Linked DNA regions of Homo sapiens: region 2 is linked to region 1. The links are chromatin loops, found by intact Hi-C in ENCODE. Cell type or tissue: dorsolateral prefrontal cortex. All regions are shown on one strand.

Region 1 (5,000 bases):
CTGTGTAACATATTATGCCAACACTTAGTGGTATAAAACAGTAAACATTTATTATCTCACACATAGTCTGTGGGCCAGGAATATGGAAGCAGCTGAGCTGGGTGGTTCTAGTGGAGGGGAAAGATGTGAGCTGGGGCACCTGAAGGCTTGACTGGGGCAGGAGGATCCACGTCCAAGATCGACTTCACCTGGCTGTTGGCTGGCAAGAGGGCTCAGTTCTTTGCCATATAGACCTTTCCACAGAGCTGCTTGAGTGTCCTCACAACATGGCAGGCGGATTCCCCCAGCCTCAGTGATTCAAGAGAGAGTATAGAGAGAGTAGAGAGGAAGCCGCTGTGCCTTTTATGACCTGGTCTCATTAGTCATACACTGTCATTTCTGCTTATGTCTGTTCACTAGAAGCAAGTCACTAAATTCAGGCCACACTCAAAGAGAAAGGAATTAGGTTCCACTCTTTGAAGGGAGTGTCAAAGAATATGTGGAGAGAGATATATATATATATATATATATATTCTTTTTTTTTTTTTTTTGAGATGGAGTCTCACCACTCTGTCACCCAGGCTGGAGTGCAGTGATGTGATCTCAGCTCACCGCAACCTCCGCCTGCCAGGTTCAAGTGATTCTTCTGCCTCAGCCTCCCAAGTAGCTGGAATTTACAGGCACACACCACCACACCTGGCTAATTTGGGTATTTTTAATAAGGCAGGGTTTCACTATGTTGGCCAGGCTGGTCTCGAATTCCTGACCTCAAGTGGTCTGCCCGCCTCAGCCTCCCAAAGTGCTGGGATTACAGGCATGAGCCACCATGCCCAGCCTGTGGATGTATTTTAAAGCATCATAACACCATTGCAGCTAGAGCCCCTCCCCAGTTGCATCTTGTCTTTCACACAGAGGTAACTACTGTTGAAGTTTGATCCTTGTTTATGGCCTAGTACATGTATAAGTATTTCTATCCCTGTTAGTTCTGCATTTTGTCTGTAAGCGTTATGTAAATGATATCACCTTGTATTTTTTTCTGTAGTGTGCCTTTTTTTTTTTTTGAGATGGAGTCTTGCTCTGTTGCCCAGGCTGGAGTGCAGTGGCGTGATCTCGGCTCACGGCAAGCTCCACCTCCTGGGTTCAAGCGATTCTCCTACCTCAGCTTCCCGAGTAGCTGGGATTACAGGCGCCCGCCACTGCACACAGCTAATTTTTGTATTTTTGGTAGAGACGAGGTTTCGCCATGTTGGCCAGGCTGGTCTCGAACTCCTGGCCTCAAGTGATCCGCCTACCTTGGCCTCCCAAAATGCTAGGATTGCAGGCCTGAGCCACCGCGCCCATCCAGTGTGCCTTTTTTGCTTAACATTATGTTTGTGAGATTCATCCATGTGAAAACAGGTGGCTGTATTTCATGCATTTTCACTGCTGTGTGGTATTGCATTGTACAAACATAAGACTATTTGTCGTTCTCCATTGATGGATGCTTAGTTGGGTTCCTGTGACTTGCTGCTACAAACAAGGTTGTCTTGAGTACTCAGGTATGTGTCTCTCTGTGAACGTGAGCTGGATTTGTCAGTATATTTAGCAAGGATTGGAATTGCTATGGGAGAGAGTACAGTAATCTTCAAACGTACTAGAAACAGCTAAATTTTATTCCAAAGTGTGTGGGTGTCCTCATGAGTGGTCCCACTGACAGCGTATGAGTTTCCTCTTCTCCTTTTTCTTGACAGCACTTGGTGTTGTCAGACATTTTACATTTTTGTCTAATGCGTGAAAGTGCTGTCTACATGAGGTATTAATTTGCATTTCCCTGCGTGCCAGTGAGGCTAACATCTTTCCATGTATCTATTTTCACATATATATTTTTTCATATATTTGGTATTCTGTGAATGACTGGCCATATCTTTTGCACCTTTTTTTCTGTTTTCTTATTGATCAATCTGATCCGTTGTTGAGTTTATGTACCATAAATATCTTTTTTCTTTTCTTCCTTCTAACATAATGTAGAAGCTAAGAGTGTGGATTCTGGGGCCACATTGCCAGGGTTAAATCCCAGCTTCAACACTTCCTGTGTGGCCTTAGGCTTAGTCTGTGTATGCCTCAGTGTCCTCATCTGCAAAATGGGATGATGGCTCCCCACGGTGGGCCTGGGAGGATGCGCAGGTTCGTATCTGTGAATCAGTTAGTGCCTGTCATAGTAAGCACAAGATAGACTAATGCAACCTAGTGTGCTGGGCCCTGTGTGGCCACACGGGGCTGTATGCACAGGCGTCACCATGGCCAGAGCTGGAGCTCAGATGTGTCTGAGAAGATTGGCAGATGCTGCTTCACTCTGGCTCCCGGTCTCCTGGGTGGCCCTGCTTCCATCCCTGAGCTGCCTGAACGGAAAACGAAATCCCATCCCCGCTCCAGGGGGTGCCTGGGAATTGGAAGGCATCAGGCTCCTCACAGCAAAAATAGAAGCCTCATTTGCTTAGGAGAGAACAATGACGAGGAGGCAAGCCAGCAGAGGCGGCCTTGGCGGGCTGTGTACACCCTCTGCTTGTCTCCGCACTCCCTGGGGTCAGACGTAGACGTGGCTAAGCTGCCTGCAGACCTTCTCTTCCCCTTCATCCTGGCCTGCAGTGGGCATCAGGGTCCATCCTGGGACGTGGGCTGTCTTGGCACCAAGTTCCAGTTCTTAATACCTCAGTGTCACACTGTTCCCTGATTTCTCAAAGCCAGGAAGGAATTGCAGAAAACAAGGTCAGTTTAGTATCGAGAATCACTGGAGAGCCGTGTCAGAGCCCTGCTGAGAAGGGCGCGGGGAACTGTGTTCCTGTCTACCTGATGCTGTGGGCTGCACAAGGACGGACTTACTGAAGATTACAGGCCAGGGGGAAGAGGGCACGTTTAGTGTCAACCCTACACAGAAGAAGTTAGCTCCGCTGGGCGCGGTGGGCACTTTGGGAGGCTGAGGCGGGTGGATCACCTGAGGTCAGGAGTTCAAGACCAGCCTGGCCAACGTGGCGAAACTGCGTCTTTACTAAAAATACAAAAATTAACCTGTTGTGGTGGCATATGCCTGTAATCCCAGCTACTCGGGAGGCTGAGGCGGGAGAATTGCTTGAACCCGGGGTGGGAGAGGTTGCAGTGAGCTGCACTCCAGCCTGGGCAACGGAAACTCCGTCTTAAAAAAAAAAAAAAAAAAGAACAAGTCAGCTCAGCCCCACTGCAAGGAGCTCCTGGGTTTATTTAAGTGAGCCTCAGATAACTTTACATAAAAGCAAATGTGTAAAAAGCGATAAAGTCAGATATATTGAACATTTGTCCTGAGGGCAAATTTCTGAGCTCTAAAAGCCAGTTTGGTTTTAGATAACATCTGTGAGTCTGGAAACAGGCTGAGATACTCTATATCTGCACTCCCAACTCTGCCTTTGGCTTTGTGAGCCCTGTGGTCTCCTTGAAAGAATTGGTCCCCAGTGGGTGAACTAATCACCCATGAAGAGTCTCCCAATTCAAATCTGGAATAAAAAGTGAGGACATGGGGGCAGAATGTTACTCATCACATGTGGCCCGTCAGTACTAGACTTCAAGGTAAGTTTCCAAGAACAGAGCTCTGTGACCATTTTCATGATAGCAATTTGTACATTATTACTAAGTAATTTTAATGCCGTGTTTACAGGCCACCTTCCCAAACAAAACAATTGTTTCTGGAAGTTAGACTCTTGAAGACTTAACTTTTAATCCAGTTTGTTCTCAAAACATTTGCACAAATGAGAGTCTTGAGGTTTGAGCTTTCTATTCTAAAGGCTCAGCTTCTTGCCCAGGAGAAAAATAATACATGCTCGTGTTTATAAATAAGAGTTATGGCATTGGAGTCCTTTACATTGCAGCCAGCCTAGGGACTCAGTTATTCAGAATTTAAACATTTTACTTGTAAAGAGCACTTTGGTATCCACCCCAAGGGCCCTCCTCTGCCTGTCTCAGCACCATCTCTGTGTGTCCCATCAGGAAGCAACAGACAACTCCCTAAGCCCCACAGTAAAAACGTCTCTCCTGGTCTGGGGGCGCATCCATCCCCCATGTCCCCAGTCCCATCCTGGGTGTTCTGGGATTCCAGCCACAGCTGTGGGGACACCGCCATCTCACTGCATCCCTCTTGCTCTTGCGGCAGCTTGGCTGAGCTACAGGGCCGGGCCGCAGGAGGCGTCCTTGTGCCGGAGCTCACCTTGTGCCGGAGCTCACCTTGTGCCAGGTGTTGAGCTCTGCCAGCTGCCCGGCCCCACTGTGAGGCCGCCCCTTGCAGGTGAGTTCACTGGCAGCCCAGCCAGCCCACGAAGGCCATGTGAGTGTGAACCCCCATTACAAGCTTTCCCTCATGAGATGGCGCTGATCAGTCTGGGGGATACCTGCCTTTCAGTATGGGCTGCAGCCATTAGGCTGGTACCAGGAGGAGCCAGGTCGAGCTGGCACTGGGGCGACGCTCTGTCTTTGATGCACCCTGATGCCTCCCCCATCCTGCTGACCATGGTGCTCAGCACAGACCCCTTCCAACCCATCCCAGGGCCTCTGCTCAGTGTGGCCAGAGCCTCCTGTCAACAAGTATGTCACTGCCTTCGGGTTATTATTGTTCACCAGATTCCACTTGCTCTACAACCCAGGCACAGTGCACCAGAGTTTCCCAAACCTGTGTGCCGAGTGCCAGCCCCTTAGCAAGTGCAGCGTTGCCCATTTCACTCTGGGAAATGCAGCCATAGCTCTGGGGCCAGCTAGAGGAAGGAGTGTGATTGTGCCTTCCCGGGACAGCTTCCAGGTCTGGGAGTCTGTGATGTTGTGAGTGTTGCCTTAGCTTTGCTAAGAAAATGCTTAGGGAGATGGGTTCCTTCACCCATTCTTCCACTCATGTGCCTTTCTGGCTCCAGGGCTGGTGTCCCCTGCTTTGGAGGGGACGCTCACATGAGCTGCCCTATTGGGGTTCCGTCAAGTTTCTCTTAGCCTAAGCGGCTTCCTGTCTCGGGCTCCCTCCCCAGCCATTTGGG
Region 2 (5,000 bases), 80 kb after region 1:
AGTGGGAGTAGGGGAGCCTCCCCTTCTCTCCTAGGTCTTGTATGGGTCATGATCCCGCCTTGGCAGGAGTGGAAGGAACAGATCCCACAGGCTGTGGCTTATGGTAAAGTGATTGTGGTCATGCCTTGTGAGTGTCATTAAAATAAACATATATCGTTAAATCCACCATCAAATAACAGCTATTTCTGCCATCCTCTCGCCTTTTCCACAAGTTTAAATATCCCAGATATTCTACTGTGTATATTCCTAAAAGCAGACAGGTAGATTTAGTAAAGTTAACTGGATCATTGGTACCTTCTTTATAGATCATCTGGTGAAACTTGTTTTTCAAATTATGAGTTGTAGGGCTTTGTTTTAATGTCTGTAGCCTTAGGCAGTTCCATTGAGACTAAGTTTTTTTCTTATTAAGACTAATCTTATTGACTGGAACTGTGGACTCCTCGTATTAGGAGAACAGAGATGTGGCCTACATAAATTAGTGGAAGTTAAATACTGTAGAAAATGCTCTCTGGAAACCAAAGTCTAACATCGACTTACTACTGGTCATTCAATTTCCTTTTGGCTTGGGCACCATCGTTACATTCATTTTTCAGATGTCAAGCTAGTTTTCTCAGAATGTGTGCAGGGCTCGAGGCCAAGTGTGGAGGCCACAGGGGAGGTCACAGGTCAAGCCTTCTGGGAGAACTGCAAGCTTGAGCCTCTGATAAAGTCACGCGATTGAATTTTAGCCCCAGTAGGTTGCTGTCGTTAAACTGTGCACACAGGGCTTCTTGCTTTTAAGTTAGCAGGATGGAAAAATTGCGGATGTTTGCAGCAAATGTGTAGAACCAGTGGCAGAAGCAGCCATGCTGGCCCCTAAGCAATGGTATTAGAAAGGGTTGATGAAGATTTTCTCATTTGAGAGTTGAACAAAACCAAATGGAATTCTCCCTAGTTCCGCAGCACTGGTGGGTGACTCTCCCTGGGCCGGTCTCAGCCCTGCAGAAAGGGGCACTGTCTGCTTAGCTTGGTCAGCGCAGGGTCTACTGCAGCAGAGTGCCAGGTGGATCACAGCCCTCTTGTGGGGGAAGGATGGGCGGAGCTCCCACCTTCCCCACAAATGGACACAGAATGGCACCTGGTATGTGAGGCAGGTGCAGGTGACCAGGAGAAGGGGCTGTCAGTGGTTGATGGACAGCTGCCTCTGCTGCCTGGATGACCCACCCCCTCCCCTGGACCATCTCCCACTTTGCCTGGGTGTCAGTCACTGGAGGGTTAGCTCAGTACAAGCTGGCGGATGACCTCCGTAGAGCTTAGGTGAAGGGGCTCTCACAGGGCAGTATGTTTGAGACCCTTAGAGGGCTCTCTTTACTCTTGCTTCTCCTATTATTTTTAAACTGTAGTAATACACACGTAACATAAAGTTTACCATTTTAAAGTGTACAATTCAGTGGCATTTATCACAATGTTGTGCAACCACCTCTGCTCTTTAGTTCCAGAACATTTTCGCTGCCCCCAGAGGAGACCCTGTATTTATTAAGCAGTCACTCCCCATTCTTCCCTCCGCCCCCAGCCCCCACAGTGAAAAATCTGTTTTCTCTCACTTTGGATTTGTCTATTCCGGATATTCCATAAAGATAGGATCAGACAATATGTGCCCTTTAGTGTCTGGCTTATTTCATCATCATGTTTTCAGGGTTCATCCCTGTTGTAGTGTGTGTCAGTACTTTGTTCATTTTTGTGGCTGAATGATATTCCACTGAATGGCTATTTTACATTTTATTAATCCACTCATCCACTGATGGACATTTGAGTTGTTTCTACCGCATGATTAATGTGAATAGTGCCACTGTGACCATATGTGTACAAGCTTTTGTGTAGACACTTGCTTTCAGCTCTTTTGGGTGTATCACTAGGAGTGGAATTCCTGGGTCATGTGGTTATTCAGTGTTTACCGTTTTTAGGAACCACAGATGTTTTCCACAGTGACAGAACATTTTACATTTTCACCAGCAATGCATGAGGGTTCTGATTACTTTCAAAGGAAAAAAATTAAGCAGCCCTGTCACCTTGATGGTTTGGTCTCTGGCCTCACCGCTTCAGCTCCTCTGGCCTGATCTCCCAGGGCCTGCTTTTGTTCATGTGTGTGTCTGTTTATACCCTGGCTCATCCTGTGGAGGGTCTGAGGCTGGCAGGATCACTGGGTTCTGTCTCCACATTGGAAGGTGAGCTGTCCTAGGTCAGGGTCTTTGTTGCATGCATCGTCCTGTCCTTAGCAAGAGCTACCCTGTGCCATATGGGACATACAACAGGCACCTGTTCAGGCCTGGCCATGTGGGCCCACCTTTGGATGGTACTTGACAAAGCCTCAAAATGCAGTGACAAGTTTAGATAAATATGATTCTGTTCTGAAATGCTGCACTGGACACAGCCATCCACTGCCTGCCCTTTACAGGGCTCTGTGAAGAGACAGTGAACAATGAAGTGGAGGACGTGTGCAGGTGGCCCCAGTGGTCGGTGATGGAGGAGAGATTTCAGCAGACCAAGCACGGAGAATAAAGCCAGGCCAGAGTGTGCTATCAGCCTGTCTGCCCCCTAGAGCTGATGGACTCAGCAAATAACAGTATAGGGTACCCAGTTACATTCGAATTTAGACGGGTATAGGATTTTGGTTTTTCAAGATGAAAAAACTTATAGTGGTGAGGGTTGTACAACATTATGAATTTAATAACACTGAACTGTACACTCAAAAATGGTTAAGATAGTATATTTTATTGTATGTGTATTTTACCATAATAAGCAATTGAAAAAATAAGTTGTATTTCAGGTAGATAGCGAATAATTTTTTAGTATAAATATGTTCCATGAGATGTCTGGATACCGGGATGCAGGAGGGACTCCCCTTCCTCCTCCCATTCACAGGCCTGCCTAGAGATTTGTAAGTACAGACTGACTGGCTGTTTTTCCCAGTGTGTCTTGTCGTGATACTTTTAAGCCACAGATCCGCTTTGAAAAGATATGATCTCCCCCAGGGGAGTAACTATTATAAGAACAAATACTCTATCCAAGCTTCCATTCTCCTCAAGATAAACATCACAGGAGTGACCTGAATTGTAAAGAGGAGTGGAAGGAAAAGAACAATACCGTAATGTTTTCTGAGCCACGCAGATGTCAGGGGACGGATCCAAGGGCGTCTGAAAGAAGACGTCCACGCTGCTGAGTGAGACCTTCCTCTGTGCTGCTGAGTGAGACCTTCCATCTGACCAGGGGGTCATGCTCTCACTGCTCCTGCTTGGAGTTCTGGTGCTGTAGCGGGTCTCGGCCGCCCCTTCTGAGCTGGGTGGAGGAAGAAGTCCCTGTTGAAATATCAGATGAGTAGGGATGATCGCCTCTTTTGAAAACAGGAGCCGTGAAGGGATTCCCAGAGAAGATTGTCATCTAACGGAGTCATTCGTCCGCCCAGGACTTCTCTGTCACAGGGTTACGTTTGGGAGAATTTTCACAGGCCACTGGGGATGGCTGTGGCTAGCCTGGCTTTCCACTGATGCCCTCTATCCCTAACCTCAGCTCCTGACATGGCTGTCATTCCAGAGAGTGCTTGGAAGCATCCTGACTATGTTGACGATGGCCTGAGCGGAGTGAGTGTGCACTAGTTTGGTGTTGTTTCATCCAAAGCAATGTGATTATATTGCTGTACTTTCAGTTTCATCAAGCAGGCAAAATGAGAATTGACACTTTTTAAAATCCAAGCTTTAGTTTCACCACCTGGAGCCAAGGTGTTTATTAGAAAGATTTATTGGCATTAGTGTATTTTTATTACAAGCATTTATCTCTGTGCTGAACAGTTGCCCCTGAGTCCCGTGTGCTGTGAAGAGTCTGTGCCACACCACACATTAATTTTCTGTCCTCAGAGCTCCGGGGACACACGCTGATTCTCATGCTGTGCCTGCCGCCTTCTCCGAGTGATGGCTGATGTGGGTTTCAGGCCCCACTACAGTTACTCAGCGACAGATGGGACCCCGTGTCCTCTGTTGGCTGTAGGGAGTTGAGGCGACCCTGGCTGGCATCTTGTTTTGAGGGGTGGCTGGCTGCTGTACTTTGGGGAGGGCATAACAGGATTTAAATAGTATCTTTATCTAGGATGCCTGGAGCCCCAAATCCATGTGGGCCTCCCACTGTGTGAATTTCAGATGCTGCCAGCCCCCCAACCCCGCCACCCCTGAGATGGAAATTAGAGCACCAGATGGGCTCTCCCAAGGAGAAGCATCACAAGCCCACCCTCCTGCCTCTTTGGAAAGTAACCCTGGCTGTTTATTGTGAGATGTGGTTGTCATGGTGACAAGTGGACACCCGCTTGGGAGGGAGATAGAGGAAACGCTGTTATGGAGGAAAGGTCACCCCTAGAGACAACCTTGTGTTGCCCGTGGACACCCCATACTATGGCCTCCGTACTGGGGAGTCCCATGGGTAGGGCATGGGGGTGCAGCCATCAGTCTGTGTCCCCAGCCAAGCCTTGAGCCCTGGCTTGAAGTTGCATGAAGGTACAGTGGCTGGCCCAGCCCTAACCCGTGGTGGATGCAGCCCCTGTTGTGTCCCCCAACCCCTGACTTATCTGGCCGCCTGATGAGAGTCTGTCGCCCTACATCTGTGGCGCTCCCTCTGCCTGACAAATTAAATCCCGCCCAGCTTGCAGGAGGGATGTTGTTAACCTGATTTCATTTGCTGGTGGGCTGGTTGATTTCTTTGGGGTTTTTTTGGAGATGACCAGCACCTGTCCAGCAACTAGTAAGGCAGGGAAGGCCTCCAGGAACCCAAGTCCATGCAGAAGGGCACTGTGTTGGGGAACTTTCAGACAAGTGGGTAAAATACCGACGTGTGCTATGTGCACCTTGAAATAGCAAAGTGTCCTCAACAGAGCTCTCTGGGGGATGTCCCAAATAAGGTTTACTTTAGGAGAATGTGAGCGGCATCTGAGGCGAGATTCTCTTGTTGCATCCTTTGGAAGCTTTTGCTTGGTGTTC

The links. Hi-C counts contacts between places; a loop is a spot of excess contacts. Peaks named below come from ENCODE experiments on the same cell type or tissue, not always from the same donor. Only the 100,000 strongest peaks of a DNase experiment are listed, where the experiment ranks them.
Region 2: a loop joins it to region 1, with 3 times the contacts of the local background. A loop is called at or near these places in 7 of 110 quality-filtered maps.

Annotation. Positions count from the first base shown.
Region 1 is chr15:28,987,242-28,992,241 of GRCh38, forward strand. The region is part of intron 2 of APBA2 (amyloid beta precursor protein binding family A member 2); the gene reads left to right. Among named protein-coding and RNA genes, the nearest start is that of APBA2, 100 kb to the left of the region's middle. RefSeq lists enhancers at 3,673-4,174, 4,175-4,674. In dorsolateral prefrontal cortex, CTCF peaks have their summits at 2,229 and 2,428; DNase peaks (open chromatin) are centred at 2,350 and 4,740; H3K4me3 peaks cover 765 bases; H3K27ac peaks cover 5,000 bases.
Region 2 is chr15:29,067,483-29,072,482 of GRCh38, forward strand. All of the region lies in intron 4 of APBA2 (amyloid beta precursor protein binding family A member 2), which reads left to right. Among named protein-coding and RNA genes, the nearest start is that of APBA2, 180 kb to the left of the region's middle. In dorsolateral prefrontal cortex, CTCF peaks have their summits at 2,530 (motif pointing left) and 2,742; DNase peaks (open chromatin) are centred at 3,219, 3,949, 4,279 and 4,429; H3K4me3 peaks cover 2,413 bases; H3K27ac peaks cover 5,000 bases.